Regions from separate parts of the Homo sapiens genome. Here region 1 is linked to region 2. A link is a loop called in an ENCODE intact Hi-C map of the cell type or tissue named here. Cell type or tissue: dorsolateral prefrontal cortex. All regions are shown on one strand. Each heading gives the region's core, and the rest is flanking DNA. Links, peaks and the distances in the headings are about the cores only. Region 1 overlaps SLC13A3 (solute carrier family 13 member 3). Region 2 overlaps TP53RK (TP53 regulating kinase).

Evidence for each region. Hi-C counts contacts between places; a loop is a spot of excess contacts. Peaks named below come from ENCODE experiments on the same cell type or tissue, not always from the same donor. Only the 100,000 strongest peaks of a DNase experiment are listed, where the experiment ranks them.
Region 1: it touches region 2 in a loop (5-fold over the local background); 65 of 110 quality-filtered maps call a loop at or near these places.

What each region holds. Positions count from the first base shown.
Region 1 is chr20:46,555,523-46,570,716 of GRCh38, reverse strand. It overlaps SLC13A3 (solute carrier family 13 member 3), which reads left to right. Exons shown (of 13, transcript NM_022829.6): 11 at 4,327-4,488; 12 at 7,166-7,303; 13 at 10,519-12,889. The coding sequence ends at 10,695. Among named protein-coding and RNA genes, the nearest start is that of OCSTAMP, 12 kb to the right of the region's middle. RefSeq lists an enhancer at 1,844-2,345. In dorsolateral prefrontal cortex, for the core only: CTCF peaks have their summits at 7,839, 8,045 and 10,834 (motif pointing left); DNase peaks (open chromatin) are centred at 7,215, 8,036, 10,816 and 12,020; H3K4me3 peaks cover 2,401 bases; H3K27ac peaks cover 6,911 bases.
Region 2 is chr20:46,672,414-46,687,607 of GRCh38, reverse strand. It overlaps TP53RK (TP53 regulating kinase), which reads left to right. Exons shown (of 2, transcript NM_033550.4): 2 at 377-3,243. The coding sequence ends at 855. It also overlaps a transcript of SLC13A3 not described here. Among named protein-coding and RNA genes, the nearest start is that of TP53RK-DT, 9.3 kb to the left of the region's middle. RefSeq lists enhancers at 3,797-4,308, 12,564-13,078 and a silencer at 13,991-14,147. In dorsolateral prefrontal cortex, for the core only: a CTCF peak has its summit at 6,071 (motif pointing right); DNase peaks (open chromatin) are centred at 3,507 and 6,057; H3K4me3 peaks cover 1,111 bases.

The sequences.
Region 1 (15,194 bases), core at 4,648-12,647, 120 kb after region 2:
CGATTCGACATACGATTTTTCAACTTTGCAATGGTGAAAGAGTGATATGCATTCAATAGAAAGGGTACTTAGAATCTTGAATTTTGATCTTTTCCCAGGCTGTGATATGTGGTGGGACACTCTCTTGTAGATGCTGAGCAATTATAAGGGTAAACAACAGATATTCTACAGTGTATAGCATTGCCAGATGATTTTGCCCAAATGTAGGCTAATGTCAGTGTCCTGAGCGCATTTAAGGTAGGCTGGGCTAAGTTATGATGTGAACAGGTAGGTTAGGTGTATTACATGCATTTTCTACTTCAATATTCTCAATTCGTGATGGGCTTATTGAGACATAACTCCACTGTAAGTCAAGGAGCATCTGTAGTCTGTATTCCATGAGGTTGCTATGAAGATTAAGTAATATTTACAAATTACTTAGAAGAGTGCCCAGCACAGAGTAAGCACTATGTTGCTTTGTTAAATTAAATGATAGATCATATTCAGTGCTTACTAAGTACAGAGAGTGTTTCGTGTGCACTTATTTAATCCTTACTGCAATCGCTTAAAGAAATCAAGGAACAGAGATGTTAATTAATTTGCCCAAAGTCACACAGCTTGTAAATGGTGCAGTGGTTTGAATGTTTATACATGTACATAAAGCCTTGTCTTTTTTCCTTCCTTTAATCAAATTCGCTGGTCTCTTTACCTAGGAATTATTATACAAAGTTGTATGCACACAGCCGAGCCCGTTGTGTTTTACAAAGCCTTTTAAAAGATTTTCAAGGGTATTTTGGCCACAGGAGTTTTTGACTTCAAATATTGAACTTATGCCATAACAAACCCCCTTATAAGATGCTCCTCTACTGTATATCAAAGACACCAAGAAGAGAGGACCTGGTTGAAGTAAGAAAACAGGAGGAAGAGGGAAACATCACTGTACCAACTCCATCTCCCCACCTCCCATTTTTGCAAGGTGGCCTTGGGTACTTCTGGTCATCTTCAAGGCCACTAAGGAACATAATTTGACAACCACTGTGCTGGGTGATTTCTGAGTTCCATCACTTCAGGCATCTTGTGACTTCATGCTACTGGTTATGGCAGGCGCTAACCAAGCGCCCAGCCACTTTCCTAGGCCCTTTATAGATTCACTCCTTTTCTCCCAACAATAACCTTCTGGGACAGGCACTATCATTATCCCTCGTTTACAGATAAGGAAATTTTAGCACAGAGAGGTTAAGTGACTTGCCTAGGAAGTTAAGTGACAGCTAGAAAAGATTAAGCTGGGAAGCAAACTCAGTCTGACTCCAGAGCCCCTTCTCTTCACCTTCTGGCCATGCCACCTCTGACCTTGGCTGTTGCTGGTCCCTGGAGTCCCTGGGAATACTGTGGGGCTGTGTGTTTCCAAGGAAACAAAGCTTCCAATTCCTAAGAATATGGGAAAGAGTCTGGGGCATGGTGGCTCATGTCTGTAATCCCAGCACTTTGGGAGGCCTAGGCAGGAGGATCGCTTAAGCCCAGAGGTTCAAACCAGCCTGGGCAACATAGTAAGACCCTGTCTCTACAAAAAAAAACACTTAAAAAAATTTAGCCAAACATGGTGTTGTGTGCCTGTAGCCTTAGCTACTCAGGACACTGAGGTGGGAGGCTTGCTTGAACCCAGGAGATAGAGGCTGCAGTGAGCTATAATTGTGTCACTGCACTCCAGCCTGGGTGACAATGTGAGGCTCTGTCTCAAAAAAATAAATAAAATAAAATGGGAAAGGGCAGGTGAAGTCCCTTTAGAGTCCCCAGTAGAACCCTACGCAACAGGCGTTTTCCTCTCTTAGGAAGCTGCCAGACCTCCCTCCAGCGCTGGAGCTGTGCCAAGGCCTGTGTGGCTGCGAGGATGCTGGCTGGAAGCCCGGTCACTCAGAGGCCCAGCTACGGGGCAGCTCCTGGCTTCTCACTTGCCCGAGTCATTAATATTCCCTCTCTCTAGCCCCTCTCCCTTTAATTGCGCACAGAGCTGTCAGGTCAGACTCTTTGCCAGAGCTGTGGCCTATGGGAAAAACCAGAGGTCCCATTTTCTCCCTGCAGCACTCCTTGCAGCCAGGTTAGGGGCTGTGGCCTCCACGCTGCCACTTACCGTATTCCCCAGGCTAGCAGACAAACTGCAGGTGTACCAGAAACACCTTAGTTTCATGAGGACTCTTCTGGGGACAAATATTTTTAAGCATTTATTATTCTTACATTGAAGGTAACTTTTAAGTCAAATTGTAGGGGCAAGTGTACTATTTTATTTATGTAAAAACTGTATGCTCTATTCTATTTTTTTTTTTTTTTTTTTTTTTTTTGAGATGGAGTCTCGCTCTCTCTGTCACCCAGACTGGAGTGCGGTGGCGTGATCTCAGCTCACTGCAACCTCCGCTTCCCTGGTTTAAGTGATTATCCTGCCTCAGCCTCCTGGGTAGCTAGGATTACAGGCGTGCACCACCACGCCTGGCTAATTTTTGTATTTTTTTTTAGTAGAGATGGGGTTTCACCATGTTAGCCAGTCTGATCTCGCACTCCTGACCTCAAGCGACCTGCCCACCTTGGCCTCTAAAAGTGCTGGGTTACAGGCGTGAGCCACCATGCCTGGCCCTGTATGCTGTCTTCTAGAATCGATTATGAAATTTTTAAGTTCTGAGTAAGCAGGGACTTTTCTATTAAAAGTAAAAATATATATATAAAGTGTCTTTGGTATACTGGATTGATAAAAGGGCTATGGTAGCAATACATTGGATTCTGAATGTTAATGGACTAACCCAGCTCTGCCCTAGATCAGCTCCAAAACCTACAGCTTTGTTCTAGGTCTAAGCAAACGGTGGCTTTATTGTGATCTTGCTGCATCACAGTTGCACCAGGGGACAGCATTGAGCATATTTTGACATCCTCAGCTTTGCCGTTTTGTGGTTATAATGATGTGTTGGGTCAGTTATTTAAGGATGCATTTGATGGTGAGAGGACAGAGGTGCGGAAGAGTATTCTAGATGTTATACACTGGTAAATAGGGTAGCTTCTGGAGAAGTCAGCAGAGAGAGCACCCAAATAATTCTGCAGCACTGACAGGCGAGTGGAGTCTCGGTGAACTTCTCTACCCGTCTCTGCCCTGGAGGACTGGAGTCAGCACTGGGCATTGCTCTTAATTTACAGACAAGGTGACAGACTGGTGGGTCCAGAGGAAGATGCTGATTTGCGGGGAGCTTTGCAGAATCACACATCTTATGGAGGTAGATGGGTGTCTCAGGCACTACTTTTAGGGATCCTGGGCAAGTCACAAAAACTTTTTCAGGCTGAAGTTCCTCCTCAGTAAAACAGGAACCAATATTTACCTTTTGGGATGGTTGGGAGGAGTCAAGGAGCTAATGCCTGCAGGTGCCTGGTCCCCTGTAAAGCCTCAATAATGGTGATTCTTACGACAATGAATAATAATGCAACGTTAATATTTGTAGTATTATCATTGTAGTAATTATCCTTATTACTGTATGTGTGTATATATACAAATACATATATATATGTAGCTTTTGAGACAGAGTTTCTGTCGCCCAGGCTGGAGTGCAGTGGCGTGAGGTTGGCTCATTGAAACCTCTCCCTCCCAGGTTCAAGCGATTCTCATGCCTTAGTCTCCCGAGTAGCTAGGATTACAGGCACACATGTGATTTTTGCATTTTTAGTAGAGGCAGGGTTTCGCCAGGTTGGCTGGCCTGGTCTCGAACTCCTGACCTCAAGTGATCCGCCTACCTCAGCCTCCCAAAGTGCTGGGATTACAGGCGTATAAATACCATTATTATTGATAATTACATTGATTGTGTTGTAGTTGATGTATATCTGATACGTGTTTTATATATGATATATAGTAAGTCTTGTATATATATTTCATACATATTAATATATTATTAAATAATAATTATAAAAATAATGAATATTTTATATAAGTAACTATTATGATTTGGGTAATTAATAACCTTCACTGGAGGGATGAGAAGTTTTACTACTGAGGGTCTGGTTTGATTTCCCTTTCCCACTTAAATCGGTGCTTAGGGGTGCTAGAACCAAATGGATTATTGGAGACCCAGGGGTTTGGGTCCCTGGCCTGTATGAGATAGAGTGGAGAGCAGTTCGAGAAGTAGAGAGGCTGCTGGCTCAGATGTGTGACCTTGGCTCGAATGTGTGACATTGGACACGTCACCTCCCCTCTCTGCACCTCAGTCTCCCCATCTGGGAAGGGGTATGGTCGTCATTGTTGTGATCTATCCTAACCCTCTCTGGGGGGCGGCAGCTGGGGATGGGCTGGGGTATGAAGGAATGCCTTTCCCTCCGCAGGAATCGGGGCTGTCTGTATGGATTGGTGGGCAGCTGCACCCCCTGGAGAATGTGCCCCCCGCCCTGGCTGTGCTGCTCATCACTGTGGTCATCGCCTTCTTCACTGAGTTTGCCAGCAACACGGCGACCATCATCATCTTCCTGCCGGTCCTGGCAGAGCTGGTGAGGGTCCTTCTGGGGAAGAGGGGAGCACCCCTCCCCCAACACACATTCAGAAATCTTCCCCCGCCAAGGGACCTTCACTGGGGGCCACAGTTGCCATTGCTGTCTTCCAAAATACATGAACGTATCAGAACCACAGTACAATTTTTTTAAATACTGGATGTTTTCCTTCAAAAAATGTATACATAGAGTAAATATTTTCAAAGTGCTCCCAATTCTCTCTTCTGGGAAAATTAACCCATGGTGACATGGAGAGTTTTCTAGAACAGGTAAATTACCAATTTTGGATGAAGAAGAAGTAGAAAATCTGAGTAAACAAATGGCCATAGGAGAAATTCTAATGGAAGCAAAGCAGTAGCCTCCCTCTAAAGCAGGGGTTTCAACACTGTTGATAGTTGGGGCTGGATCATTCTCTGTATGGGGCTGATCCGTGCACTACAGGGTGTGTAGTGGCATCCCTGGGCTCTGCTCACTAGAGACAAGTGGCGCCTCCCTAAATCATGACAATCCAAATGTCTCCTAGCATTCCCAAATATCCCCGTCAGGGGAACAAATCCTTCCCCCTACCCAGCTGATGACTCCTGGGCTAAAAATCACCAGCCCCAGGCCGGGCTCTGCCACTCATGCCTGTAATCCCAGCACTTTTGGAGGCTGAAGCAGGCAGATTGCTTGAGCTCAGGAGTTTCAGACTAGCCTGGGCAACATGGTGAGACCCCATCTCTGCAAAAAATACAAAAAGTAGCCAGGCTTAGTGGCAGGTGCCTGGGCAACAGACCCAGATCCAGATCCTGTCTCAAAACAAAAACAAAAACAAAATCACCAGCCCCAGGTGGTTTGCTGGGTGAGAGCTAGCAGATTTGCAAGGAACAGAGAGTTCCCAACTCACCCAAACTGTTCACCAGCATAGAAAAATAGACATGGCCACTCAATTTATAGCTAGCAAAACCCTGGCCCCAAAACCAGGTAAGGAGAGCAAGGGAAGAGAAAGCTATAATTCAATCTCCTGTAAAAAGAAATGCAAATAGCAAAATGAAACCATGACAGAATGAAAAGAACAATATACACATGATCAGGTAGCTTTTATACTAGGAGTTTTAAAAAGGAAACTATCAATATAGTTTTATATTTAAACAGATTAAAGACCAGACCATGTAATTACCTTAATGTAACCCACGCTGATAAAATTAAATCAATGATGCAAGTAAATGCTTTGTATGCAAACAGTGATGCCCCAGCACACATACCTGCAGCACCTTGTCTTTGGTTTCTGTCTGCTTATTTTATGCATCAATTTATCTGTGTTAGCACACAGATATACACTGTGTTATTTTTCAATGACGGGAGAATATTCCATTATAAATGGACAGTTGTTGGTTTATTTAAGCAATCTCTCTGCCCAATGGAAATATAGGTATTTCCAGACTTTGCTGTTACTCAACAATGACGTGTCACCTGAGCCTTGTCTATGCATTCATTGATTACATCTAGAGAAATTCCTGTGACTGAGATTCCTGGGTCAAAGAGCATGTACGTTTAAAATGTCGTTAGAGATGAGGAAATTGCCCTCCAAAGTGGCTCACCATTTTATAGCAGTATGGGGTGGGAGTCCTCAGAGGGACCTGGTCACTGAGAGAAATGAGAGTATTATAGGGGGTATGGGGACGGAGACGGAGCATAGAACCCAGCCAGGTCTGTAAGGGGCAGCTTTTGCTGGAAAAGACACTTGTAAATGACACATTCTTGTAAACTTTGCTTATCATCAAAATCAAAAAACATTTTACATGCAAGGGGGTGATTTTAGAGCTTTTTGAGAAAATAAATATGCTTTGGGTTGCAAAAATTCCCTAGAAGGCCCAAAAATATCCTATTTAAGTAAAACGCCATAAAAGTGATCAGTATGAATTGTAGGCAGGAGAGGTGACAAACTGGTGGCCCACTAGCTGAGGCCAGCTCATAGGGGGGTTTGATACACACAGTCTTAGAAATTTGGAAGAGCTGCCAACAGATGCTCTCATGAGCTCTCTTTCTCACTGAAATCCAGGGATGCCCCCAACAAGAGGTATCCAGAGGCCAACTCTGGGTTGAGATTGTTTGGCTGAGGGAAGGAGCAGGCAGAGGAAGTATTTTAAAGCCCTGGTTCTCAGTGTACAGTCCTTAGACCAGCAGCACCGGGGGAACACGTCAGGAATGCAGATTCTTGGATCCCACCCCAGACTTGCTGAATCAGCAATTCTGGGTGAGGTGGGGCCAGCCATGTGGGCTTTAACCAGCCCTCCAAGTGCTTTTCTGCACTCTCACATTGGAGAAGGAGTGTTCTAGGTACACCACCCCAGCCCATCCCTGATCAAACCACAGTGTGGCCCTTGAATGTCACTAACCCTGGGAATGTTCTCTCCACCTCTCTCTCGATCTGGTTCTCTTCTTACCTGCTTGTCTCTGTTTCTGCCTGTGCATGTGTCTTTCTGACTGCCTTTCTCTCTCTGTCTCTCTAACTCTCTCTTCTCACTTGTCCCTGTTGTTCTCTGCCACTCTGCCAATCTCTATGGATGTCTTTGTCTCTCTGTCTCTACGTCTTTGTGTCCCTCTTTCCAACTGCCTCTCTCTCTCTCTCTCCCTCTTGCTGTGGTCGCTCTGCGTTGGTCTCTCTCCGGGTCTCTCCCACCTTTTCCTGGCCCAGGCCATCCGCCTGAGAGTGCACCCCCTGTATCTGATGATTCCGGGCACAGTCGGCTGCTCCTTTGCCTTCATGCTCCCGGTCTCAACGCCCCCCAACTCCATCGCCTTCGCCTCTGGACACTTGCTGGTCAAAGACATGGTGAGTCTGGGCATTTCCCAGCAGAGGCCCCGGGATGTGGGTGGGCCGCAAGGGGGCGGGCAAGGCCTCTATGCAGGACTCCTGCACGCTGACCCCACTCCCCAGTCTCTGAATAGATCTTTCTGAGTGGGACCAGGAACATACATTTAGCAGAGACTCTGGGATGATTCCTGCACTTAGACAATCTCAGGAAACACTGCCTTAGTGACTACTTTCCAAAATTTGCTCCAGAGGCAAGGAACTTCCCCTTCCCTCTGGACCCCACTTCGTGCCCAGAATCTTCGGGGGAGAGAAGCAGCAGACACACCCTAGGACTCAGGGGTGGGCCTCAGTGCTCAGCCAGCTGGGAAGGAGACAGAAGCGGAGGACTGTAGCAGTGGGAGGACCCCACCAGCTTTCAGCAGGGCCCAGCCATTGGCAATATGTTCCCTCCCCCGGAAGGTCCCTGCTGAACCAGCTCCTCCCTTCCCGCTCCTGACTCCTGCGGCCTTTTCCCTCTCCACTGGCTTTGCAAATAACCCTTCCAAAGCTGTCAAAGCCAAGACGGGCGACCTGCTTAACCAATCGCGATGCAGGCCCTCCAGGCACAAGACCCCTGCAGGACACATGGGGAGAGAGAGCGAGAGTGAGAGCGAGGCAGAAAGGGAGACACAGAGCAAACAGAGAAGAGACGAGACAGAGACTCATTGATTTGTTCGTTCATTACAGCACTATTTACTGAGTGCATTCTATGTTCCAGCCACTGGGGGCACTGCAGAGTGGGAGAGACACCGATCCGCCTCCTAGGAGGCTGCTTTCTATTGGTGGAGACAGACGTGAACAAGTTCAGCAGATTTTCCTAAATTATGTAAAATTTCAATATTGCTAGGTGCTCAGAAGGAAATAAAACATGAGGAAGTGTAAGAGGACGGGGGAGAGGGGTGGCAGGGAAGCCCTCTCCAGGAAGGTGACATGGGAGCTGATGATCATGGGAAGCCGCCAGCCTCACAGAGAAAAAGGGGAAGAGCAGTCCCAATGGAGGGCACAGCAGGTACAAAGGCCTGGAAGAGAGGAATAGCAGCGAGTGCTCCAGAAATTCAGGGCCAGGAGGCTGGGGTGGCTGCAGTGGAGTTGGAGAAGGATGAGGTTGGAGACACGAGGTCAGGGAACAGCGGGGACAGGACAGACTTGGTATCTTATTCAAACCACAGTGGGGACCCTCGGTAAGCAGGGCAATGATGTGATTTCACTTCTGTCTGTAGAAGATCATTTTGGCTGCTGGCTGGAGTGAATCGTTAGGGTGGGAGGGACAAGTGTGGAAGCAGGGAGGCTACTTAGAGAAAAAGACTGAGAGGGCAGCAATGCAAACAGCATAGATTTGGAGAATAAAGACAGCCAGAGAAATGGAGAGTCCCCAAGAGGTAGAGACTTGCAAGAGATGTGGAGGGGTACAAGGGGCACCCCCGGTCAGCCAGTCCCGGGCAGGGATGGCCCACCTGCAGGTTCGCTCCTGAGAGTAATGAGTTAGGTGTTAATGAAGTAGCTAACATGGGACCAGCAGGAATTTTGAGCCCTGGCAAAGGGAGACCCAATCCTCCCCCAGTTTCCCCAACATGTCGGCCCGACTCCCTCTAATCCTCCGAAGGTGCCAGGGCTTCCACCTCTGTGCCCTTAGAAGAGAGGCAGGACAGCACACGCAGTATGTCCCCCACCCGTCCGTGGTAATATTTATTTAACACCTTTACTAAATCAGCTTGACATTAAAAAAAAAAAACAAAAAAAAACTTGAATAAGAATATTCCAGAAGAAATGTTTCCAGTGCATCCATCAATGGAAAACCGGTATTATTAATATATGCCATGGCCAGTAAACCTAAAAATAAATGCAAAGCGGCAAAAACAAAAGAATTAAGCTCTCCCTGATAGCAGCTGCCTGGAGAAGGTTCTGGGCCTCTCCTTGTTAAAAGGGCAACTGACAGGAGCAGAGAAGTGCTGAAGCCATGGTGGCCCCTGTGAACCCCAAAAATCTGAGACAGGTCTCAGTAAATTTAGGAAGTTTATTTTGCCTAAGTTAAGGACATACGCCTGTGACACAGCTTCAGGAGGTCCTGACGACATGCACCCAAGGTGGGTGGAGCACAGCTTGATTTTATACATTTTAGGGAGGCATGAGACATCAATCAACATATGTAAGATGAACATTGGTTTGGTCCGGAAAGGCGGGACAACTCAAAGAGGGCAGGGGGCTACCAGGTCATAGGTATATAAGAGACAAATGGTTGCATTATTTTGAGTCTCTGATGAGCCTTTCCAAAGAAGGCAATCAGATATGCATTCAACTCAGTGAGCAGAGGGATGACTGAATAGAATGGGAGACAGGTTGGCCCTAAGTAGTTCCCAGTTTGACTTTTCTCTTTAGCTTAGTAATTTGGGGGCCCCAAGATTTATTTTCCTATCACACCCCTAAGAGAGACTTTCTCTGGGAGGAATAGACAGAAAGAGAATTAGAAAGGAAGTAACTGTCTCACCATGTGATTCAGCCTGGGCTATGTGAAGGCGGGGCAGCCAGAAGACCCAGGTGGGAAAACAAGGATTTTCAGCCCAAGGTGGACTGAATGGTCCAAGAGGCCAGCCAGGGTAGGGAGCAGATGGGCACATTCTCCACCGACAGAAGAAAAATGCTTCCCAATGGACAAGGGTAGTCTTGACTAGGACTACCTGACTGGACTGGACCTGAAGTGTGTGTGTGTACCTATGTGTACATATGTGTGTTCCTACATGCATGCGTGTGTGTGTGCATGCGTGTGTGTATATGTGTGTGGGATGGGGGTGTTTAGTGATCAGACAAGATTATTTTCAAGTTAGGTGACCTTGGACAAGTCAACTTCTCTAGGTCTCATTTTTCTCTTCTATAAAATGGGGATTAATAAGAATGACCTTTGTAAGGTTGCTTTCTGGGTTAAACAGCATAACCCTGTGACAACTGCGTAGCACACAGTGCCTGGAACCTAGAGGCCATCAATGAATGGGGACACTTGCAGCTCTTTGAGTGACAGCCTAGGGTAGTGTAAAGATTGAAGGGTCCCAGGCATTTACCGACCTGGGTCTGTGTCCTGGCTCCATCACTTCCTGGCTGTGCGATCTTGGGTGAGTGACTTCCTGTCTCTGAGTCTGAATGTTTCCATCTGTATGGTGGGTCAGGTGCTGACCCCTCCCTCTGTCTGGGCTCTATTTCAGGTGCGGACAGGCCTCCTGATGAACCTGATGGGTGTCCTGCTGCTCAGTTTGGCTATGAATACCTGGGCACAGACCATCTTCCAGCTGGGCACCTTCCCGGACTGGGCTGATATGTACTCGGTCAATGTCACAGCATTGCCACCCACCTTGGCCAATGACACATTTCGGACCCTCTGAGTCCCCCTGGAGGACTCCCTTGAGGCTGAACCCTCTCAAAGGGCTGTCACCATCACCTGCTGCTAGGACACTACAAAACAATCAAATAATTCTTTTCTGTAATCCAATATGCAGCAAGCAAGGGTGACCTCCAGTGGCCCACTCAAGTCCATGAGCCATTATCTAGGATACTTTCTCTCTCTTTCATGCAGTTCAAAGCCCAGGTATCTCTCAGATCTGCTGCCTGAGAAATAAGCTCCTTTATCAGTTAGCTGTTTTATCATTAGGATACAAGACAGCCCAGTGTCATCAACAGTGAGCAAATCTGGCATGGTGTTTGTCTCGTACAGTTGGGATAGGAGGCCATTCATTCCCATGGGCACAGCTAACATTATCCCCCAGTGATTACTTTCGATTACACTGAAGAGACCACCTTGTCTTTAAAGATCACTTTCCTGGGCTGCAATGTTCCAACCCAGTTGTTCCAGCTGTTCACAACCAGTGTGTGATTTTGCTTAGTTGGTGCCCATTCTGCACCAGTTGTTTTACCCCTGCCGATAACCAGCAGTCAGAGATTCTTTTTTAATCCTTGGAGACAGGGAAAGGGACAGATAGCTTTCCAAGGACATGAGACTGTGCAAAGCCTCTTTGCTGTTTCTCTGGGCTCCTGAGCATACCAGGGGAAGTTCTAGAAACCGCAGCTGACATCTCGACCCAAGAGATTTAGGATTCTCCTGTTTCATCTGGGTCAGTTTGGCCATAATTCTGGGGTCAGGCCAGGCCTGGGTCCTGCCCTCCCATGGGGTGACTCATGACCCCTCCAGCCAGGACTCTCCTACATGTGGCCCCCATAGGCCTCTGTGGCTGCAAGGCGGTCAGTTGCTGCTTGTCCCAGCAGGTGGCCTTGATCTCTCCATGCCCCACCTTAAGTGGTAAGCATGTTTAATTATCAAAGGCCCCATTTGTCAGGGGTGAGAGAAAAGTCAAAAGATAAATTGGGGCCTTGTAAAAGGCCAGGGTAAAATGTCTCAGGCAAGCAAAAGATTGTCCCCTTCTGCATATGGGTAAAACTGAGACGTCCCCGTGAGCCCGAGGCTGGAAGTGGTGTCTGCCTTCAAGGGTTAATCCCTCTTTGTTCCAAGCAGAAGCATTCTGGCATCCCAGTGAAGAGCTCAGGCCCTCAGGAAGTGTCTGCTGAATGGAATGGCCCAGCATTAGCCCAGTATTGGAAAAGACACCAGCCCAGGGGCCCTGACTCGTCACACTTCCCTTTCCTAAGCCTCTGAGGGTGGAGATTCCCCTAGGAGCGCTTGGCCAGCTGGGAAGGCAGCGCCCAGCTGCACTTGTTGTTGATACAGCATAAGTGAATCATGGGCATTTCCCTGAGAGCAGTGGGAGAGGCCCTCTGAGTTGGAAGTTGAGCTCCACCTCCTTTCCAAGTGAGCACTCAGTGTTGAATCACAGTTACAACCCACTGGGGCTGGTGGGAGATGCGTTGTATGGGACTGGAAGCAAGAGGTTCATTCAAAGAGAAACTCATGGGATTTGTAACCAGATGAATCATGATTTCTAAGACTTCTGATCAAAAATACTGTGAAATAAAGAATGTTAATCAACTTTGGACCTGGAGATGATTTGCCTTTCTGAACATAAGAGAGCTTCAAAGCCCCAAATTCCTGGGCTGGGGATTCCACAGAGTTGACCTCTCTGATTTTCTACTGCTCTTCCCTCCCCTCTCCAGCTACATACTCTGCCTCAGGGCCTTCGCATGTGCTGTTCCCTCTGCCTAGAACACTCTCTCCCAAGTATATGTCTGGTTCCCCGACTCACTTTATTCAAGTCCCTGCTCAGGTGTCACCTTCCCTGAGAGGCTTCCCTGACCTCCTGTCTAAAATGTCACCCTCATTACTCTCCACCCCCTTACTCTGCTATAATTTCTCCTTAATAGGACACTGTATAACTTATTTTCTTATTATCTTCTTCTCCCTCTAGAATATAAATTTATGAAAATACAAATGTTATTTTTTTTACTGCTGTAACTCCAGTTCCTAGAACAATTTCCAGCACATAGCAAGTGTTCAGTAAATATTTGCTGCTTGAATCTGCTCCAGAATTAACAAGAAAGCCATCTCTTCCTCTGATCTGGGGTCTGTTTTGTTCATTACTTTGTTCACTCCTTCTTCCATTTATTCATTCAATAAACATTTATTGGGAACCTGTCATGTTCTGGTTCATTGTCCCGCCCACATGGAACTTACAAGCTGGCAGGGGAGACAGGCAATAGAAACATAAACAAGTCATGTGTCATGATGCCGGCTAAGAAGAAAATGACCAAGATGTTAAACTGACTCAGAGGCTACTTTAGCCAGGGTGGACGGAGAGGACTTCTCTGAGCAGGTGGCACTAGATTGAGACCTGAAGGAGTCAGCCAGATGCTCATGGCAATGTGGGAGGAAGGGAGAAGGTGGGAGCGATGGGGAGTCTCTGGGGAGAACATTCCAGGCAAGGGGACTGCAAGTGCAGAGTTTCAGATGAGCAGATTGCTTCACTTAGTTGGGTGCTCTGAGCTGGAACTTTGTGGCATTTGGAAATCTAGAGTCTGCCTCTTCTGGCTGGTTACCAGGTGTCTCTGCAGCTTTCCTGAGAAGGCATTCTAGCTTGCTCTGACCGGATGTTACTCAGTCCTTGAAGCCTGAAGGGCTTTGCCATTCTTAGTGAAAAAGATCTGCAGGCAGAAGGCGGCAGCACCATTACGGTACGCTCATGGCAGCATAGGAACAAGGAGATGGCAGGGCTGGTACAGAGTCATTGGAATACACCAAGGGCTCATGTCCAGAAGATATGAGAAGCACCCCAACTCAGAAAAGACAAGACAAACAAAACCAAACCAAACCTTGTTTTTGTTACCTGTGGCCACATAACAAGCCATCCTCAAACTTAGAACTTTGAAACAGCAATTTCTCGGCTCACGTTTCTGCATTTGGACAGAGCTCTGCAGGGATGGCATTGTCTCTGCCCCGTGAGCTGGGAGTTTTGCTAGGGCTGGAAGGTCTGCAATGGCCGCTGACACTTCAGGGTCTCTCTTCACGTAGCTTCTCCAGGAGTCTATCCTTGACCTCTTTACATGATAGTGGCCTTCAAGAGCAACAAAAACCGAAGCTAAAAGGCCTCTAAGGGCAGGATGTGGAAGTCTAAGAACGTCAATTCTGCCAAATTCTATTGGTCAAAGTAGCCCACAGGACTGGCCTGGTTCAAGGGGAAGGAAATAGACTCCAGCCCTTGATGGTAGGGGCGGCATCCACCAGGGACAGTGGGCTGCCGTGTTTGGAAGCCATTTACCATAGCCCCCAAGAAAAAAGTGGACAAAAGGTACGAAATGTCATCCTGAAAAGAGATATCTACATGGCCAACAGGATTATGAAGAGATACCCAAACCTATGTGTTTATAATTTGCAGGGAAATGCAAATTAAAATAAATTCAACAACATGCCAATCAGACTGGGAAAAATAAGAAAAGTGGACAATAAGTCCTGGTAGGATATAAGGAAACAGAAATCCTGTCAGCCCGGCCAGCATCTTGGCAGTAATTAGGGGTATTCATTATCTGTATTTCCTATGACCCAGAAAACTACCTCATGGGTCCTAAGGAGACAGTGTCAAAGGATATTTGTGCCACGGTTGTTTGAGGCCACCTAGGTGATCATCACCGGGAGAGTATTGAAATAAAATATAAAGGAAATCCACCAAGGAAAACACAGGAACACACAGAAGTGATGAACTACAGGTACACATAGTGACAGATTACACACAGACATATTCCAATATGAGTGCCAAACAGATATAGAGTCAAGTAGGTGGAGAAATAGAGGTGGTGATGGTATCGTAAAAAGGAGAAGAAATAAAAATCACTAAACAAGGAGTTCAATAAGCCTCATTGGAATCCTGGCTCCATCTCTAACATGCTGTGTGACCTTGAGCAGATCTCTTTACTATTTTTTTTTTTGAGACTGGATCTTGCTCTGTAGCCCAGGCTGGAGTGTGGGGTGCAATTATAGCTCACCGTAACCTTGAACTCCTGGGCTCAAGTGATCCTCCCACCTTAGCCTACTGAGTAAAAAGGACTACAGGTGTGCACCACCATACCTGGCTTATTTTCTAATTTTTTTTGCGCAGACAGGGTCTTGCTATGTTGCCTAGGCTGGTCTCAAACTCCTGGCCTCAAGCAGTCCTCCTGCTTTTGCCTCCCAAAGCACAGGGATTATAGGCACGAGCCACTGCACCTGGCCTACTATTTTGGATTTCGATTTTTTCATCTGAGAAATGAGAGCACGTAGGTGGGGTCTCAAGAGGAAATAGAAAGTATACAAACTAGCTAATTTGTAGAGAGTTTAGTAAAAGGTCAAGTTACAAGGTCAGCAGAGAGTAGGGGGACCACAGGAAAATTGTGGGACCCCAGTGCTGAGAAATCAGGGAGTGAAGAGTAGAGGAGCACCTCCCAGCCCAAGGCCTCAAGGGAGCAA
Region 2 (15,194 bases), core at 2,844-10,843:
GACCTCAAGTGATCCGCCTGCCTCCGCCTCCCAAAGTGCTGGGATTACAGGCATGAGCCACCACACCCGGCCTTTGTTTTGTTTGTTTTTTAGAGAGTGAGTGTGACAAATGAAGTCCAGTGAGAAAGGGTGGTTTGGAAGGGAGGAGGAAGCTATGGCCTCCTCAGTTTAGCTGTGGGGTGTTCCCAGGCATAGTCCTGCAGTGGGCATGAGCAGGGGAATATTCCAGATGAGTTCAGTTGTACCATTTCCTGTAGCATTCCTCAATAGTCCTGAAATAAGTAGATATAGATGGAAAAACTGGCTTAATCTTTGAAAATTAAGTTTACCCGTTAAAAAAAATCCAACCCAATAACCACTTATGTCTTGATTTCAGGAATATCTGCCCCAGTTGTCTTTTTTGTGGACTATGCTTCCAACTGCTTATATATGGAAGAAATTGAAGGCTCAGTGACTGTTCGAGATTATATTCAGTCCACTATGGAGACTGAAAAAACTCCCCAGGGTCTCTCCAACTTAGCCAAGACAATTGGGCAGGTTTTGGCTCGAATGCACGATGAAGACCTCATTCATGGTGATCTCACCACCTCCAACATGCTCCTGAAACCCCCCCTGGAACAGCTGAACATTGTGCTCATAGACTTTGGGCTGAGTTTCATTTCAGCACTTCCAGAGGATAAGGGAGTAGACCTCTATGTCCTGGAGAAGGCCTTCCTCAGTACCCATCCCAACACTGAAACTGTGTTTGAAGCCTTTCTGAAGAGCTACTCCACCTCCTCCAAAAAGGCCAGGCCAGTGCTAAAAAAATTAGATGAAGTGCGCCTGAGAGGAAGAAAGAGGTCCATGGTTGGGTAGAAGAATGTGTATGACAACCACACACAGTGAAGCTCTTTTTTCAAAGTAAATTTGAAGAAATGCTACAAGTATGAGATGAGATCTAAGTAAAGGTGTTAAGATATTTTTAAGTGGTATGTGATCGTGTCATTATCATCTGCACTTCACTCAAGAGCTTACTATGTGTCTAAGTCATGTTCTAGGCAGAATTGGGTATTTAAAGTAAATTGAGGACAGGCTTCTCCCAGATTGTGACATGTATATCTCAGATACATGGGTGTGGCATTGAACCACATAATGAGAACATTATTCTCTTTTTAGTCCTTGTGAGACAAGGATGAAGTCTCAGTTGCTGATACTCGCTGAGCTTACTGGCCCTCTAACCCAGTGTTTTTTTTTGTTGTTGTTGTGTACATGTTATATTTATTTTGAAACCAGTTTAATGGGATACAACCAGCATTTTAAAAAATGAAATAGAATACAGCATGGAAAATATCAGTGTATTGTTTTATGAAACTTTCACGTGTATATATAGACCAAGGATATGTGCTGAGTTTTGATGTCAAATATATTTCTCTTTCAGGGTCATGATCAAAAAATGAAAAGTCTGCTTAACTCCAATTTCTCTTTTAAAAAAGCAGACTTACAGCTTTCAGGCAACTGAAATTCATGTTAACATGTTTTTATTTTTATTGCTTTGTATTTTTGTGGTTACCTTCTAAGACAAGTGATTGATCTAAAGTTCCTTTTAAGTTTATACCGCTAAACAAACTGAGTTGATTTCTATCACAGGCAGTAAGTAGGTAGAGCAAAAATGGTGAAGTGACTTGTGAAGACTGAAGTTTGATGAAGTCTGGTTTAAGGCACAGGTAAACTGAGTGTGGATGCAAAAGTACCAGGAGCTAGCTTTTAACCTTGCCCAGCCTCAGTTTCTTTTCTTAGAAGAAGCTATGTTTGGGTGGGAAGGGAAGAGAGGGATAAGAAAATACCTTTCTTCCTTGTAAACTCCAATCAACAAACATATTTTGAGTGCCTTTTGTGTTCCTTGGCACCCTGTTGGGTATTGGGTACTTGGCACCCTGTTGGGTATTGGGTACAATGGTGAGCCAGACAGACACAGCGCCTGTCCTTTTGTAAGAATATTTATTTTTATAAAAAAGTATAAAGTATACAGTGGGATGTTTTGATATACATTATGAAATGATTGCTACAGCTGAGCTAATTAACACCCATCACCTCACATAGTTACTGTCTTGTTTCTTAATATGGACATTTGCAGCTATGAATTTCCCTCTGCACACTGTTGTCATCACACACTCTCAGTTTTGGTATTTTGTGTTTTTGTTTTCATTCATCTCAAAGTATTTTCTAATTTCCCTTGTGATTTCTTCTTTGACCCCTTGATTGTTTAGAAATCTGTTAATTTCCACACATTTGTAAATGTTCCAATTTTTCTTTTGTTATTGCCAGCTTCATTCCATTGTGTTCAGAGATGATACAGTCAGTGCCTGTTCTTATGAAGCAAACATTCTATAATAGTAGGACCAGTACCCTGTCTGTTTCATTCACCACAGTCAGCATGCCCCAAGTGCCCAGCATGGGGCGGATGGCCAGGAATGAGTGAAAACTTCCCTTCCTGGGTAGTTGTGACTAGTAGAGAGGAAAAATAATATAATTGCCTGCTTACTGCATGCCAGGCATTGGGCTGGGAATTTTTATATTGGATCTAAAATAACTCTTAAGTTAGGCATTATCCCCATTTTATAGATGGAGAAACTGGCCCCAAAAGGTGGGAACTTGTCCAAGACGTCACAGGTAGCAAGAGGTACTTTTACCTGGCTCCAAATCTGTGTTCTTTCCACTGACAAATGAGATATGGGATATGGTGCATCTTTACAGTACTATAATAAGTATTGGCGTATAACATTATTTTCAAGGAACTCCAAGGGCCACAGGAGCTGACAGGTTTTTCAATTAATATTCCCAACATGAATGAGATGCCTCATTCCTCAGTTTCCTCACGTGTACTATAAGGCTAGTACCTGCTTTGTTGGGGTATGGTTGGCTCGTGTGCATTAAGTCAACAAATCCCTAGTTGATAGGGTTTGGCTGTGTCCCCATCCAAATCTCATCTTGAATTGTTCCCGTAATCCCCACGTGACATGGGAGGGACCCAGTGGGAGGTAATTTAATCCTCGGGGCGGCTACCTCCGTGCTGTTCTCGTGATAGCGAGTGAGTTCTCACGAGATCTGATGGTTTTATAAGGGGCTTTTCCCTCTTGTTCGGCACTTCCTGCTGCCACGTGGAGAAGGGTGTGTTTGTTTCCCCATCTGCCATGATTATAAGTTTTCTGAGGCATCCCCAGCCATGCTGAACTGTGAGTTATTAAACTTTTCCTTTATAAATTACCCGGTCTCGGGTATGTCTTTATCAGCAGTGTGAGAACGGACTAATACACTAGTACTCACTATGCGCCGGGCACTGGAGATCTAATAGAGGGGAACATGAAGCTTACTTTCCTGGGGAACATAAGACAGTTTCAGACAGTGATGAGTGAAGATGTGAAGGAAAACCAGAAACACAGGAGATGAAGAGAGTATATCCCAGGCAGGCTGTGGCGTGCGAAGTTGGCGAAGAAGAAACATCCCCGACAGCAAGGCTGGTGTGGCCGGCATTAGTGAGCAAGGGGGAGGAGCAGAACATGAGATGGGAGAGGCGGGGCCGGATCCTGCAGGGCCCTGTTACAAGGTTGGGTTTTGTTCTTAATGGGACTCAGGGTTTTTAACAGGGTGATACCTGATTGTTTTGAAAGGGTTGCATTGGTTGCTGGCAGAAAACCATAGAGGGCAAGAGTGGAAGCAAGAAACCTGGAAGTGAAAAGGCGACCGAAACCAGCTGGTCCAGTAAAAACAGTAGCCAGGGTGGAAGCTGTGGCGAGCATGCTCCAACTGCTTGGCACAGGACCTGGCAGCCACTGAGGCAGGGAACGCGGTGGAGAAGCAGGCTTGTCTGGGGGTAACACCCGAGGCTCGTTGTCTCATGGTCACGGAGATCAAGGACAGGGACCCACAAAGAGTGAGGTGAAGAGCAGAAATTTAATAGTTGAAAGAAAGAGAATAGCGCTCTGCTACAAGAGGGGTCCTGGAAAAATGGGTTGCTGGATCTGCAGTGAAATGCAAGGGAGTTTTATAGATGAGCTGGTGAGGAGGTGCTGTCTGATCTACATAGGGTGTGAAAAACTGGTTGGACCCAGGTGTGCCATTGGCACAGGGTATGAATCTCGGCACCCCCACCCCAGTCTTTTATTATGCAGGCGAGTTCTCTGCCTGAGCTGTGCCATGTTGCCCATTTCTTTATTACTGTACACGTGGTAAAAGAAAAGGGAAGATGGAGCCTCGTGTTAGACATGCCTGGCCCCCAGTTAGCCCTTCTCTATTGGCACAGCTACCAGCATTCCCCCGTGCAAGCTTCCAGCTTCCTTATCTATGTTTGCAGCTGGATTTTTCAGGCTGCTCTTTGTTAGAAAAGAAATGATTTCTGGGGCTGCTTTTTTGTTAGAAGGGAAATTCCGCCGAGGACTCTTTTGCCCTGAATATCTGCCTAAATAATTTCTATCTCCGGTATCAGTGGCCAGTAGCAGTGGGGGTAGCCGCAGCTGTCAGGAAGCAGTAATGATCTTTGCAAGTATCAAGAGGGAGAGTGGCAGATATTGGAGACTGGAGAAACGTCACAAATGCCCCCAGGAGGAGAATCGTCCATCTGCACACTTAGCCCTTGGCCCACAGTGGGAAATAAAGGGTTAACAAATGTTCCTAGGTGAACAGTGGATTCCTTTCCTAGTTCCTCTCACAAAGGGCTAAGGAACCCTCTGCACTTTCAGATCCCTTGACGTCCACCGGGGAGCTGCAGGTGCTTTGCAGTGCTGAGCCAACAGCACTAGCAGTTTTGTGTGAATCCCCAGCTAAACCCAACCAGATGAGGATTATAATCTCCATTTTATGGTGGAGGAAACACTGGGCAATAGGAAATATGTCCTAGGGTCACAATAAGTGACAGAGCTGGGATTCAGACCCATGCTTTTAACAACAGCAGCTGACTTTATAGAGTTACGTTCTTTCCATGCATTAACCCATTTTACAGAAGAAGCAAATGAGACACAGAGAAATTAAGTCCTGCCCCAGGCCACTCAGTTAGTAAATGGCAGAACCAGGGAAATGTGATATGACACCGAGATGCGACCAACACTTGACACAGGCCCACATTCCTGGAACATTTAAAAGTGCTTTTGTGGCCAGTCCATGGGGCCAAGAGAGGTAGTTCCAGAGTAGAGTTGCTTTAAAGCTGGCATAGTGAGTGCTCCAAACAAGCTGTGTTCTTATTGTTGGATGAGCTGAGCTGACCACGCCCACACCACGTGCTACCTTAGGGGTTGGGAACATCTACATTAGCGAAGGCATGCAGGGCATAATCTCTGATTTAACTGCAAGAATCCACCATATTCCTGACCCTGGTTCCAATAAAACTTTATTTACAAATCAGACAGTCGGCCCGTGGGCGATAGTTTGCCAATTTGATTTTTAAAACCATCCCATTAAGATATTTTTTGGATTATTGAGTTTTTGGATGCCTCCTTAAATTTGTGCCTCACTTGCTTCACCCTAGTCCTAACCCAGCTGTCACTGACTGCCAGAGCCCTGATGGAGGAGCCCATGTTCTTACAAGGGTCTGCACCTGCTGTGGTTTGAATGTGTTCCCCGTATTTCATGTGTTGGAAACTGAATGCCCAACTTAGCAGTATTGAAAGATGGGGCCTTTAAGAGGTGATTGGATCCTAAGGCCTCTGCCCTCATGAATTGATTAATCCACGTGTGGACTAATAGATTAATGGGTTATTATGAGAGCAGGACTGGTGGCTTTATAAGAGGAAGAGAGACCTGAGCTAGCACACCCAGCCCCCTTGTCACATGATGCCATGTGCCGCCTCAGGTCTCTGTAGAGTCCCCACCTTCAAGAAGGCTGTGCCCCCACCAGATGTGCCCCCTCGACCTTGTATTCCTCCATAACAGTAAGAAATAAACTCCTTTTCTTTATAAATTACCCAGTTTTAAGTATTCTGTTAAAAGCAATAGAAAACAAATGAATGCAGCCTGAACCTCTTGGGGAACTAGGAGTCTTCCCTTGCGTCCTTTAATTCTAGGCACCGCAATTTCAATGGACTGTGCACTTTTCTGCCACCAGGGGTCGTAAGTTACTGTCATTCTTGGTGCGAACAGGTAAACCTCCCTTCACTTTCTCTCTTCTCTTCCTCCTCCCTCCTCCCTCCTTCCCCTCTTTCTTCCTCCCTTTCTTTTCTCCCCTTCTCCTTCCTCTACTTCCATCTTTTCTTCCCAAGTCCATGCCCCTCTCTCCCTCCCTCCTTTCCTTGAACGTGTTCATTTATTCACTCAACGCCACCTTAGCTGAGCACCTAAGTGTAGCAGGCACTGTGCTAATTATGCACCATGTAATGAGGGAGACGGACGTGAGGATGTCTAGTTCCTTCCAGTCTTAATGTTTTCATCCATTCTCTCTTCACTCACTCCTTCACTGGGTACTTAGTGAGCACATGGGCTGCGTCTGGCTCTTCTGAAGAAGCTGCAGGGATGACAAGGTCCAGCCGCGGCCTGGGAGGCCCTTGTCCTGGCCCCTTCCGTTCTTCCTTACTCAGCAGCCCAGGGGACCCTTTTAAAGCCAGAACATGCCACTTCTCTATTCACAAATGTGCTGGCTTCCCAGCCCATGTCTCCTTGTTTACCAGGTGCATGGCCTAGGATCCCCTCCTTGTACCTCTCTGAGCCTCAGTGTCCTCATCTGTAAAATGGACTCACAGTGGTGCTGCATGGTGGAGTTGCTGTGAGTATTGTCACTGGTCAGGATCCCCAGGAAGCAGACTCAGATACAGTTGAGCTGCCCTTGGGATCAACATCCACAGCATGGAGGACACAGGAGATGGCAGAGGACACAGGAGAGGGCAGAGTACACAGGAGCGGGCAGAGGGAGAACTGGAGCTGAGACCCAGCAGCAGCTTCAGTCAATTCTGCGGGAGCTCTGCAGTTGAAATGGCTCTTCAGAGATGTCACAAGATGGCCTGAGATGGCCAGGACTTTGCAGTCTCACATTATGCAGTCGTTGGGGGTGTCACGCCTGGAAGGGACACGAGCTCTGGCAAGGCCACTCTCTGCCTACTGTGAGTTGATCCCTGGAGGAGCTGACCACAGGAGCTGACTGCTGACCACTCTCCCTGCCTCTGGGGCAATAGGTGCTTCCTTAAGGGATCTGGGTCGCACATCCATGTCCACCACAAGCATCCATATAAGGAGGTACGTGGAGCAGTTGGAGCACTACCACAGTGCATGGCACATGGTGACAATGAGCAATATCATTATCGTGATGTCATTTAAGTGGCTACTATTTTTAGAGAACAGCAAACAGGTGATTATAATACAGCTCCATTTGTTCCCCTTATAAGCTAAGGGTAGACAAGACGCACTTTCCCACCTTGCCAGGCTGCCATTCCAAAGCTTCTGAATCAAAGGTCTGAGACTGGCCTGAGAATCTGCATTGCTAACAACTTCCCAGGTGATGCTGAGGCTGCTGTTCTGAAAACTCCTACCTGAAGGAAAATCAAAGTATGTCATCAGAAAAATAGGAAATGGATGCTGAGAGGGCAAGAAACAAAATACCATCTGCCATACCCATTTTACAGATGGGGGAGTAGAGGCTCAGAGGTGCTAAGCAACTTTCCCAGAGTCATCAGCCTGTAAATGGTAGAAATTGTGCCAGGCATTATTGCCTACCAAAAGTCACCCTCTTTTTTTTTTTTTTTGAGACAGAGTCTCACTCTGTCACTCAGGCTGGAGTGTAGTAGTGTGATTTCGGCTCATCACAACCTCCACCTCCCAGGTTCAAGCAATTCTCCCACCTCAGCCTCCCCAGTAGCTGGGATCACAGGTGCCCACCACCACGCCCAGCTAATTTTTGAATTTTTAGTGAAGACGGGGATATCACCATATTGGCCAAGCTGGTCTCAAAGTCCCGCCTCAAATGATCCACCTGCCTTGGCCTCCCAAAATGCTGGGATTACAGGCGTGAGCCCATCCCCCACCCCCTTTTTTTTTTTGAGACGGAGTCTCGCTCTGTCGCCCAGGCTAGAGTGCAGTGGCTTGATCTTGGCTCACTGCAAGCTTCACCTCCTGGGTTCACGCCATTCTCCTGCCTCAGCCTTTCAAGTAGCTGGGACTACAGGCGCCCGCCACCACGCCCGGCGAATTTTTGTATTTTTTAGTAGAGACGGGGTTTCACCGTGTTAGCCAGGATGGTCTCAATTTTTGTATTTGTTAGTAGAGACAGGATTTTGACATGTTGGCCAGGCTAGTCTCGAACTCCTGACCTCAAGTGATCTGCCTGCCTCGGCCTCCCAAAGTGCTGGGATTATAGGCATGAGCCATGGCACCCGGCCTACCCTTCTTATTCCTTTTGGACAGAATCCCAATTAGTCTAGATATTTTTAGGCGAAGATAGCTTCATCTCAGGAAAGGTCAGATCGGTTCCTGATTAGGAATGGGCATGTGTATTAGGCCTTTTGCATTGCTGTAAAGAAACACCTGAGGCTGGGTAATTTATAGGGAAAAGAGGCTTAATTGGCTTACAGTTCTGCAGGCTGTACAAGCATGGCTCCAGCATCTGCTTCTGGTGAGGGCCTCAGGAAGCTTCCGATCATGGTGGAAGGCAAAGGGGGAGCAGGCAGTGTCCCATGGTGAAAGCAGGAACAAGAGAGAGAAGGGGAGGAGCCGGGCTCCTTTAAACAACTGGCTGTCTTGTGAACTAACAGAGCCAGGGCTCACTCAGAGATTACCACAGAGAGGGCACCAAGCCATTCACGAGGGATCTGCCGCCATGATCCAGTACCTCCCACCAGCCCCACCTCCTACACTGGAGGTCACATTTCAACCTGAGATTTGGAGGGGACAAACCTCCAAACCGTGTCAGCATGTGACCCTTTTCTGGCCAATAAGATACAAGAGCAAATCTGGGAAGATTGCTTCTGTGGAAGATTTTGCTTCTCCTAGAAGGTGAGAAGATGTAAGAATTCTCTCCCTGCTCTGACACCAGCACATCCCCATCAACAATGTCTGCTTTTCAATGCAATGGCAATAACCGGAGGTTCAGCAGCAATCTGGAGGCCATGAGGCCACCCCTGATGGTAAAGAGTCAATGAGAGGAAGATGTTGAGGTAGAGGGATGGGCAGAGTGTGAGTCTGTTCTTAGTGACCTCAGACCTCACTTTCTGGACTTATTATATGCACAGGTAAACGTCTCCAAAGCTGAAGCTACCATAAATCAGATTTTCCATCACTTGAAGCCAAAAGCATTCCTAACCAACACAGATAGAGACCCCAGGCCGCCAAAGCCATACTTGTTCATAGCATCTTGCTGCCTTTTACTGTCAGGTTAGAGCCTCTCTATTTAGATCAAAGTGAAGGAGACAGACTAACTCCAGCCCCTTCTTACCAAGGCCTGGGAGGTGAGAACCCGGCACTGAGACCCAGCCTATTCAAGGCCTGGCCAAAGTCTGCCACCAACTCCTTCTGTGAGTTTGGGGAAAATTCTAGACTTCCCTGGGCCTCAGTTTCTCCACCTGTAAAGTGGAAGATTTGATCTAGGTCCAGTGGGTGGCTGTAACTGTAGGCAGTTTTCTTGGGTTCACATAATGTTTGCTTTTTAGTTGCCAATGTTAAACAATTTCATATGCCAATGTTAAACAATTTCAAACATACATATGGATTGTTTCATATGTAAAAATCTAGACATCTGGCTTCTCTGGAAACATCGTCAGGAGATCTTGCCACACGGGACCCTGTTCTAACACCTCTTCTTTTAGAGGGGCCTGTGCTTTCCAATTTGCCCCAGTCTCCACTGCTCCCTATTGCTCTTTGGCTCTGAGTCACTGTTTGTCATCACGCTGGTCCCGTTGTTCTTCTTACAGAGGTAAGAGGAGAGTGAGATATGTCTTACTCCTCTTGTTACTTGTCCCTGAGAGCATTGAATTTGCAACCTTTAGATAAGATGGCATGTATCTTCCCCAGGGCCTCACGGGCATCCCAAAACTCAACAGGTCCCAAAACAAACCCCTGGTTTCACCCATAGTCTCTGCCCCCATCACAAGTTTCCCATCTTAGTAAATGGCAGCCCCAGGAATCCAGAACTTCACCCCAAACCTGGGGGCTCTCTTTGACTCCTGTCTTTCACCAGCTCCCCTCGCCCCCATTCGATCCAGCAAAAGATCCTGCCAGCTTTACTTTCAAAATATAATTAAAAGGTTGGGAGCGTGGCTGCCCTTGGGGGAGGGGCAGTGATTTGGAGGGGGCTTCTGGGGACTTCTAGGGGGATGGACAAGTTCTATTTCTTGAGCTTGATGCTGGTTATGTGGGTGGATTGGGTTTGTAAAACTTCATGAAACTGCAGGCATGTTTATATGTGTACTTTTCAGTATTTATGTTGTACTTCAATAAAAAGCTGTGAGGCCAGGTGGTGGCTTGTGCTTGTAATGCCAGCACTTTGGAATGCCGAGGTGGGCGGATCACCTGAGGTCAGGAGTTCAAGTCCAGTCTGGCCAACATGGCGAAACCCTGTCTCTACTAAAAACACAAAAATTAGCCAGGCATGATGGTGGGCGCCTGTAATCCCAGCTACTTGGGAGGCTGAGACAGGAGAATCGCTTGAACCCAGGAGATGGGGGTTGCAGTGAGCCGAGATCGCCACTGCACTCCAGCCTGGACAGGGTGAGACTCTGTCTCAAAAAAAGAAAAGAAGCTGATGAATTTGGAACTACTCTCCGTTCCCCCTCCTGGCCACCCTGGCGTAGGCCATGTGATCTTTTGCCTGAACCCCTGCAGTTGCCTCTCATGGTTCTCCCCACTTCTGCCGTCGTCCCCACTGTTTCCACGCAGCCCAGGAATTCTATTAAATCTCAGTTCAGATCTGCCAGGCAAGGTGGTGCATGCCTGTAGTCCCAGCGACTGGGGAGGCTGAGGCGGGAAGGATCTCCTGGGCCCAGGAGTTCAAGGCTGCAGTGAGCTGTGATTGCACCACTGCACTCCAGCCTGGATGACACAGTTTAGTTTTAGTTAAAAACAAAATTAAACAAACTAAAGAAAAAGAAAAGAAAAGAAAAAAAGGGGCCGGGCGCAGTGGCTCGTGCCTGTAATCCTAACAATTTGGGAGGCTGAGGTGGGCGGATTGCCTGAGCTCAGGAGTTCGAGACCAGCCTGGGCAACACGGTGAAACCTTGTCTCTACTAAAAAAAAAAAAAAAAAAAAAAAGAGTTGAGAGAGTGGCTGCCCTTGGTGAAGGGGCAGTGATTTGGAGGGGGCTTCTGGGGACTTCTCGGGGGATGGACAAGTTCTATTTCTTGAGCTTGATGCTGGTTATGTGGGTGGATTGGGTTTGTAAAATTTCATGAAACTGCAGGCATGTTTATATGGGTACTTTTCAGTATTTATGTGGTACTTCAATAAAAAGCTGTGAGGCCAGGTGGTGGCTTGTGTCTGTAATGCCAGCACTTTGGAAGGCCGAGGTGGGTAGATCACCTGAGGTCAGGAGTTTAAGACCAGTCTGGCCAACATGGCGAAACCCTGTCTCTACTAAAAACACAAAAATTAGCCGGGCATGATGGCGGGTGCCTGTAATCTCAGCTACTTGGGAGGCTGAGATAGGAGAATCGCTTGAACCCAGGATGTGGAGGTTGCAGTGAGCCGAGATCGCCACTGCACTCCAGCCTGGACAGGGTGAGACTCTGTCTCAAAAAAAGAAAAGAAGCTGATGAATTTGGAACTACTCTCCGTTCCCCCTCCTGACCACCCTGGCGTAGGCCATGTGATCTTTTGCCTGAACCCCTGCAGTTGCCTCTCATGGTTCTCCCCACTTCTGCCGTCGTCCCCACTGTTTCCACACAGCCCAGGAATTCTATTAAATCTCAGTTCAGATCTGCCAGGCAAGGTGGTGCATGCCTGTAGTCCCAGCGACTGGGGAGGCTGAGGCGGGAAGGATCTCCTGGGCCCAGGAGTTCAAGGCTGCAGTGAGCTGTGATTGCACCACTGCACTCCAGCCTGGATGACACAGTTTAGTTTTAGTTAAAAACAAAATTAAACAAACTAAAAAAAAAAAAAGAAAGAAAGAAAAAAAAAGGGGCCGGGCATGGTTGCTCGTGCCTGTAATCCTAACACTTTGGGAGGCTGAGGTGGGCAGATTGCCTGAGCTCAGAAGTTCGAGACCAGCCTGAGCAACACGGTGAAACCTTGTCTCTACTGAAAAAAAAAAAAAAAAAAAGAAAAAAAATTAGCTGGGCGTGGCAGCATGCGCCTGTAGTCCCAGCTACTTGGGAGGCTGAGGCAGGAGAATTGCTTGAACCTGGGAGGCAGAGGTTGCAGTGAGATGAGATTGCGCCACTGCACTCTAGCCTGGGTGACAGAGTGAGACTCCATCTCCTAAAAACAAAAAAGAAAAGAAAAGAAAAAAAGGAAAACCACTCCACTTCCCCCCACCAACCCCAACACTCCCCATTCTGACCCCTCTGCTGTTCCTCTCCCCACTATTCCCCTGGGTCAGCCACACTGGGCTCCTTGCTGTTCTTCCAACATGCCAGCCTTGCGCACATCTCAGGGCCTTCATAGCAGCTGTTCCCTTTCCCTGAAACACTTTTCCCACTGATCGCCACATGGCTGCCTCCCTCATTTCCTTCAGGTCTCTACCAAATGCCACTTTGTCTGGGAAGCCCCCACAGCACCCTCATCCCAGCCCCATCGACTGCCCAGCTTCATTCCTGTCAAGCGCATCATGGCCCCCCACAGCCTCTGTATTCACTTGCTCATTTGTTTGCTGTCTGTGGCCCCCTCTAGAATTGGGGCTCTGGGCAGGGAGCTCTGTTTGGTTCACTGCTCTAGCCCTAATTTCTACCATGGTGCCTGGGATTTAGTAGGTGCTCCTTAGGTATTTTGAATTGAATTGAATTCTCTCTTCCAAACCTAGCCTGCCTGTTGGAAAGAAAATCAAGGATCCATGTGAGCCTTCCTCTGATTCCTTCCACTCCTCCAAACAAACACACACACACACACACACACACACACACACGCGCGCGCGCGCGCGCACTCCCCACCTACCCACTGTCTCCCCTGCTGGAGGCAAAACAGAGTATAGTCCTGGCCTGAGGTTTGGAACAAAAAACAGAACACTGGGGGTCTGCTGCCGATCAAAGGCCTCTCCGTGTTTGTAAACCTTGACTCTCTGCCTGGGATGGAGGAGGCCAGGGGATGGCCCAGAACCCAGGGTTAGTCAACGATCCAGGCCAGGAAGGCCCAGGCCTGCCCCCTTCCCCATAGTGAGGAAAGGCCCCACAAGGCCAAACTGTTTGACTTCCCCCTCCAGGGGAAAGAAGGGGGAACTAATCCCCCCTCCAGTCTGAGGGCTCTCTGCTGGGACCTGCATCAAAGCCAATATTGTTCTTGGAGCTGCAGAGACCTCAAACAAAATGTCACACTGAGAGATGTTGACGGGGTATGGGGGTCAGGGTGCGGAGGTGGAGGGGAGGGGAACCGAAAGTCCCTTCTGTGGAGGGAAGAATGGAATTTGGTGCCAAGATTCCCCTCATACTCTCTCCCACTGCCTACCTTATTTTTCTTCATAGCACTAAGTTCCACGTGACATGCTGTGTATTTCACACATGTATCTTATCACAGAGCTACTAAAATGAAAACTCTGTGAGAGCAAAACTGGTGTCTGATTTGATCACTGTTGTATCCCCAGCACCCAGAATGATGCCTGGTATACAATAGGTGCTCAATTAATCCTTGCTGAATGAACAATAGTCATGATTTTGACTGATATTCCTAACAGTAAGACCCAATGATGTAGAGCGTGTTTCATCCTTCAATATTTATTGCTCCTCTCCATGTTCCAGGCACTGGGAGTGTGGCAGGGGGCAATTGGGACTCCCTTGTTCCCCTGGAGTTTAACCTAGTGGTAAACACTTTCAGACGACGAATCATGCTATTTGGGGATTTTGTACAGGGTGAGTGACGTGAACTTGAGGAAGGCTGCGTTTCCTTAGATCAGGAGGTCGGGGGTGGGGACCCTCTGAGGAGGTGACATTTGAGCTGAGGACTGAGTGAGTAGAAGGAACCAGTCATGGTGATGGTGGCGGGAGCTTGGGGAGGGTGCACAGGGAGATCCAGGCAGACTGAGCATTTGTAAAAGCAGAGAACTTGCTATGCTCAAGGAGCAGAAAGAAGGCTGCAAAGAGGACAGCCCCCAGCAATGGAAGGGAATGGGGGAAGGGTTGAAGGACCAGGCAGGACCTGATCGTTCATGTAAATGCCTAGCACTGTGCTTGGCACACAGCAAGCCTCCATAACTGGGCTGATGACCATAGTTAATATATTTATTCATACCTCACATAGCGTGTTATTTCCCAATTAGAAATCATACTTCCCTGTAATTAGGGGTTGATAGGTACCTGGTCCTGTGCTAAACGAATAAATGGGAACAGCCCTTAGAACAGCACCTGGCTTTTCATTCTCTGAGACTTATCATAAACCTATGATGTAGTTGTTTTTATTATCTACATTTTCCACAAGGCCATGGAGGCTCAGAGGGGTGATATGAGCCCACCAGGTGCACAGTTTCAGTGTTAAACATCTGCTGCTTGACAAACTATCCCCCAAACTTAAACAATAATCATGCAATAATACATCATGATTTTGTGGGGCAAGAATTAGAGTGGGGCTCAGCTGGGTGATTCTTCTGTTCTCCGTGGCATCGAGGAATGCACTCAGGGTCACTCAGCCATTCAGATGAACTCATCTGGGGGGCCTAAGACAGCTTCATTCATGTGTCTTGTGCCTTGATAGGGCTGGCTGGAAGTCTGGGCTCAGCTGTCAACCAGAGCAGATACTCATGGCCTCTCCAGCATGACAGCCTCAGGGCAGTAGTCCAGGTCTCCAAGGACAAGTGTTCTAGAAATCAGGCAGAAGCTGTGTGGCCTTATTCATGCCCTGGAAGCCGTATCGGGTCACTTCCACGGTAAGCTGTTGGTCAAAGCAGTCAGAAGCTCACCTAGGTTCATCAGGAGGGGGAATAGGCCCTGCCTCCCAGTGGAAAGGGTGTCACAGGATTTGTGGCTATGTTTTATAACCACATATGGACTGGCATTTGAACTGCCTACCCCACTAGATGGGAAGCCGCATGAAGGAGGGATGCTGCCTGCCTCATTTCATGTCAGATCCCCAGTGTTCAGCACAGTGCCTGGCACAGGTTTGAATTCAGT